Linked DNA regions of Homo sapiens: region 2 is linked to region 1. The links are chromatin contacts, found by Hi-C in ENCODE. All regions are on one chromosome and are shown on one strand. The core of a region is the stretch at or near the end of the contact, and the rest is flanking DNA. Distances in the headings are between cores, read along the strand shown.

The links. Hi-C counts contacts between places; a loop is a spot of excess contacts on that map. Pooled maps may share reads with other maps.
Region 2: a loop to region 1 is called in a map with no recorded cell type, with 4 times the contacts of the local background. The contact joins two enhancer-like sites. A Hi-C loop is called at or near these places in 6 of 37 single-sample maps with no recorded cell type and 5 of 50 pooled maps.

The regions. Positions count from the first base shown.
Region 1 is chr5:5,750,248-5,753,149 of GRCh38, reverse strand. No RefSeq gene overlaps it. Among named protein-coding and RNA genes, the nearest start is that of ICE1, 330 kb to the right of the region's middle. RefSeq lists enhancers at 80-219, 370-429. Within about 2 kb of position 1,454, at least 3 of the 41 ENCODE cell types and tissues checked have a DNase peak (open chromatin) inside an H3K27ac peak, as active enhancers do.
Region 2 is chr5:6,820,818-6,823,719 of GRCh38, reverse strand. All of the region lies in intron 1 of LINC02236 (long intergenic non-protein coding RNA 2236), which reads right to left. Among named protein-coding and RNA genes, the nearest start is that of MIR4278, 5.7 kb to the left of the region's middle. RefSeq lists an enhancer at 4-588. Within about 2 kb of position 1,522, at least 2 of the 41 ENCODE cell types and tissues checked have a DNase peak (open chromatin) inside an H3K27ac peak, as active enhancers do.

The sequences.
Region 1 (2,902 bases), core at 205-2,704:
CAGGACCTCCTGAGGCTGAGTCACTGGTGCGTCCTTAACCTTGGCAAAATAAACTTTCTAAATTGACTGAGATATGACTGAGTTATTTTGGGTTCACAGACCAAAGGTAACTGAAAACACAGAAGTGAAACTGCAAATAAGTGGGTGCTATTATATCTGTGTGCAGACAGGGAGGGGAAAATTAAGCACAGGTGAACATACACATGAAACAACTTGAGACAAGCCTGGAAACTAAAATTCCAAAGCACGTGAAGAAAGACAGTCCCAGTGATGGAAGTCTGAGCTCCACAAACTCACTAAAGAAAGCATTCATCCCAAAGAAAGTGCAAGTGAGAGAGCAGTCTTCCAAAAGAGAGAGTGGCATCCAAAGAGACAAAATAAGAGCAATAGAACAGAAAGCGAACACAAACCAAGTAGAAAGAGACTATTTAAAGAGCCAGTTAGAAAGTATAAAAAAATAAATTTCAACAGGGTAATTAATGTGTAATAAGAATAAGGTGTTAGGGAATTAAAATGTTGTGGTGGCAAATATCCAAGTCTCATGGCCCCAAGTATGTTACCAGTGGAAGGTATCCAAGTAACCGGCGGTGAGTCTGTAGAGCTCTGCAGCAACCTTAGTTCTTGCCTCCTCAAAAGAAAGAATTCAACTGAGGGGCATAAGGCAGAAGAGGAGACCGGGACAAGTTTCAGAGCAGGAGTGGAAGTTTATTTAAAAAGGCTTTAGAACAGGGAAGAAAACAAAGTACGCTTGGAAGAGTCCCAAGTGGGCACTGAGGTCAGGTGCAGTGTTTAACCTTGACCCCAGGACTTTGTAGGCTTGCCCCTTTCCCATGATTCTTCCCTCAGGGGGGGCATTATTTCCCAGATGCACGGTGTCCTCCTTAGCCTTGGGAAGTGAGCACAGGCAGTGTGTTTAAGAAGCTGTGCACATGCCGGTCTGAGGCTTTCTTCCCTTTTCCTGTGGAGTGCCCCGAGTGGGTCATACTCCGCCATTTTGTCTCTTCATGCACATGCCCAGGAAGTTACTTCTCCCAGGCGCCTGCATTCAATGAACACTTTACTGCAACAGCTGTGGGGTATCAGTAAATGGCCTCTCCCTGGCACACGCTGACAATTTATCACTTTTAGAGAGGCAAAGTGATCATTGTCGAACCATCACCTGACATTCCTAGTGGATGAGGGAGGGCCCTTTCCTGGCCTGCTCATGCTTGTCTAAATACCTGTAACAAAAGACAGCACCAGAGTACTCAACCTGAATTACAGAGAAATTTAGAACAAAGAAAACATAAAAATGATCGTAAAAGAGTAAGGATAAATTGAGAAGCTCCGACATTCACCTGGAGTTGGAGTTAGATGGAATGGTGAACAGGCAACATTTGAAGAGATAGTGGCTTAGAATATCCCTGAAGTAAAAAGAGACATAACTTCACAGGTGTTTCCTGGGTGTATGTGCAACAGGGTAAACTTTCAAAGTCTGTATCTAGTTACGTCATAATGAAACTGAAGAATATCAGGGGTAGAAAGAAACTTATAAAAGTTTCCAGGAGATAGAAAAAAAAACAGTTAACCCACAGAAGACTGATAATTTCTTAACTAAATATTAAAATTAACCGCTGCCTAGAAAAATCCATTAAAGGATTAAGTATATCAATTAAAAGATTTAGTTCATGCAGATAGCATAATTATTCATAATACAAATTGAAGCATCCCGTTCAAAAAAGGTAATTCCAGGCACAACCATAAACAAGAGTTTATGGTTATAATAAGAACCATAAACTCTTATCACTAGAGTATATCTTTGAGTTCTGTTCAACCTCTTCCTCTGTCTACACTTTAAAAGTCTGCAAATCTTTGGATTTGCACATGAATAACCCTCAGATCTGCCCTTTCAGTCCTGCTGCCTTTCTCCCCACGCAAATACCTGTGACCATCTCCTCCACTTCGATACTCAGCCCCACTCAAGGAACTCTTCAAGCAGTAGGATAACATCATGTGAGGTGCCTTTTTTTCTTATCTTGGTGAATGCTATCTGCACCCATTGCACAGTACTAACACACTATCTTATGATTTATCTACATGGTGCAGCAGTATGTTCCTTCAGTGTAAAGCAAAACATAATTTTTATCTGATATTGTATTTTGCAAGCAAAGCCTCAAATAGTTCATTAATTGTTAAATAATTATGTAGATGGCTTGAAGATCATTTTATAACGTGCACAAATGTTTTGCAAATTTTCCTTTATAAGTTTAAATGTTTTTTAATGATATTGGGAGGAATCAGTGGGCATTTCTGTCGGGCTGGGGACATTACAATTTTCCCAATGTAAAATAACAAAACGTAGTCTTCTGCTTTCGGAAAATTCAGAATTAGTTTAGATTTGTGTAATGAAAGTTACTTGGATTTGCAATGCAGTCATTATTGCAGTCACAACTGATTTTTCACCTTCTGGTTTAAGATCTTGTTATGCAACAATACAAGAAACTCATCTACAGAAAGCTCTGCAATGAAACCCGTATTGTAAGAGGGATTCGGTGACCCAACAGAGTGGGACTAGCACACCCGTTGCTTCGGGTCTGACCCTACCTGCCTCTTCATCTGTGCACCATTCCTCTCCCACCCCTAGGACCAGTTCATGCAACTTGAGTTTGTCTGATCAGTCATGATTTTAAGTAGGATGAGAGTTAGGTCCTGCATGTGAGGATTCAGTATTGAATTATACTTGCAGCTTGGACTAGCATGAGGGTTCTAGGTCCTTTGTTCCCTTGACAATGTTGAATTTTACCTGAGCCTTGTGATCCTGAACAATAGTGATAATTGAAGAAACCCTCCCACCCTCTTTTGTCCTGGGAAACAGTTTATTGCAAAGAATCACTCTTCTCTGTGTAACGTATACAAGACTCAC
Region 2 (2,902 bases), core at 273-2,772, 1.1 Mb before region 1:
TCTTCAGATTGTAACCCAAAGTGTAAAAATGTATTCATTTTAAAAGAACCTAAGGATTTTGGGGGACATTTTGATTAGGTAAGACAAAATGTTGTCTAGTTATTCACAACAAGGTACAGAAACAGTTCTCTACGACTCAGGAAGCACTGATCCCCGGGGGGATAAGGATGCTGTCAGGACTGCATTCCTCAGAGGAATGGGAACAGCCACGAGGCTTAGGTGTCAGAATCACCTACTTCTGGAAGACAGAGGAATATTCGTGGACAAAATGGAATAGAAGAAAATGAAAGAGTCAGCGGAGGAAGGAGACAACTGTGTCCTTGAGGATCTGGCCAGGGAAACAACTGGGCCACTTGAACAACAGAGAGAACTCCGTGCAGGGGATTGGTCACCCGTGACGGAGGGGGCCGAGCAGCAAACAGGGAGGGTGAGCAACAGCAGAAAGCGACAGCCACCCCTGGCTGGAGAGGCAAATGGAAGAGGTGCACGGGTCAGCCCTGTGGGAGGGGAAGCCGGAACAACAGCAGGTCTCCCCAGGGGACACAGTGGTGCTGCCGCCGTGTGGGCGGAAAACATCGGCAGAGCAGAGTCGGGGGAAAGGTTCCCAGGTCCCCCACTCTGGACCCTCGGTGGTCTAAGGCACCCAGAGGCGGCTGACTGGGAGCCTTGGACTCGGAGCAGCGCGTAGAGGGTGAGGGGCCTGCACAGGAGGAGCGGCCGGGCGGTGGAGTGTGTCCTGCCTCGGGTCCTCCCTCACCGGGGCCTCGTCAGGGATCCTCACAGAGGTTTGGTTTGGTTTGCTGGGATTTCTAGGGAAGGCAGCCGGGGTTTCATACCAGCCTGGTGGGACAGGGCGCTGTGGGGGAAGAAGAAACTGCTTTGCAAACCCACTTTCAGCAGTGACTGAGAAAGTCAGAAGAAAGCAAGCTGGAGAATTGGCAGAGGTGATAGGAGCTGCCCACGCAGGCAGCCAGCTGAGCCAGCCACACTGAGGGAAACCTCGAGGGCAATGACTCTGGCCAAGGGACACCTGGGTGACAGATGGAAGCCCGATTAGCTGTGGTCCAAAAAAGGGGTCCTCCAAAAAGCATAATGGAGGCCATTATTGTGCAGTTATGAATGAGAAAGTGGCTGAGTTTCCTTCAGTGTGTTGACCTCCTACATGGTAAGCACTAACAGCATAGTATGTCCTCAACACCAGACTAGGGGAATGAGTCTGTCACCAGGGTGCACTGTCCATCTTCGATTAGTTTTCCAGCTCTTACAATTCACAGGTCCTTTTAAATATTAGAATGTATTTGGTGCCACAACTGAAAGCATCGAGCTGCATTTGTAATCACCACACTATCCACCTGATCCTCCCTTGCTCTGCTGCTAGCCAAGGCAACTGTGAGAGGCTGGACTGTGCACCTCCACGCTGTGAAGCAGCAACTCTCCTGTTTCAGAAACCATGGGTTCCATCGCCCAGCTCCTGGCTCTGCTCCCACTTAACAGACGTGGGTTGGAGCATCACTGTGGCCATCGCATCCTCGCGTGCAACAGACAGGATGCACGATTTCCCTCCAGAGCCTGTGTCAGTCTGCTTGCCTGTGGCACCTTCACACCAAGCAGGGAAGTCTGCATTTTATGTCTTGAAGCAAATGCAGCTGTGCTTATAGTGGTCACCATCCCCGTGTTGACGACAGGGTTGCAAGGCAGAAGTGGGGCACAGCGGAAAGTCCTGGCCCATTTTCCATCTCCAAGCCCCCTCCCCTTGATCTTACTGGAATCTTCCCAATGCATTCTACATCATGTTTTCCTCAGGCTGAGATCTCCCCTGTGCAAGAAACAGTCTGAATCCTAACGAGATGTCTAAAAAGAGGCAAACAAGCAGCTCTAAATAATTCTGCCGTGCTTTGAGGGACAAAGTGAATAAATGCTAAAACATCATCTCTTTAGTTCTCAGGTTCTTAAAAACTTTCTAAAAAGCTGCTATTACCCCAGAAACACACTTTGAATGTTTCCCACTGTTTGGAAAAAGCAAAATACTTTTAAAATAAATAATGTGTGTATGCATATTCTATTTAACTCCATGATTTTTACAGAAAATTTTGAAAAACAAAAAATTAACGAGGAAGTACTTTAGCACCTACTATGGTTTCATGATGAGCAAGAAAATCGCCCAAAAGACTATTAACAAAATGTGCCTCTGGGAAGTCACCCAAGGAATAGTTCTGGTTATATATGACTGTGTATAGTCTATAGAGTTCAGGAAACTTAATATTGAGTTAAATCAGATTAAACTATCCTGGTACACTTTTCTTTATTAAGTCTACTTCTAAAATGTTGCCATAAATAAATTATTCTAAATTGATGAAATGAAGTAGAATGGTTAACATTTAAAGAAATCCTAACGGGAATTATTTTTTAAATCACACAGTCACCTCCTGTTTTGTTTAACATGTACTTCTGCAAACATTTGGATTTTATTAAGAAATAACTAAATTTAGGAGAGAATTTTAACTGCATTCTCTAACATCGATTTTTAAAACTGCTGCATATGAACATTATTTCCAGAATGCAAAAACAAATGAAGTTTCTTATAGTCTTTACACGCGAACAGGCGCCCCTACAGTCTTCCTCGTTTATCACCCACCGCTCAACCACCAAGCTGTCGTGGGATGGTGGCGACCTCTAGAGGCCACACTTAGGAACTGTCTGATTTAAAGTTCAACCTCTCTAGGCTCTTGGAAGAATCAGCAACAGAGCTTTTCCTCTAGGCTCTTAGAATCGTGAATACACAGAGCTTTTCCTTTCTCTTTCATGCATCGCTGCTCACAGCCCAGGTACTTCCACCTAACGCAATCATTTTCTCACACTTTCATGGCAAATGCCTCCCTTTTCCTTTTTGCCATTCTTTCCA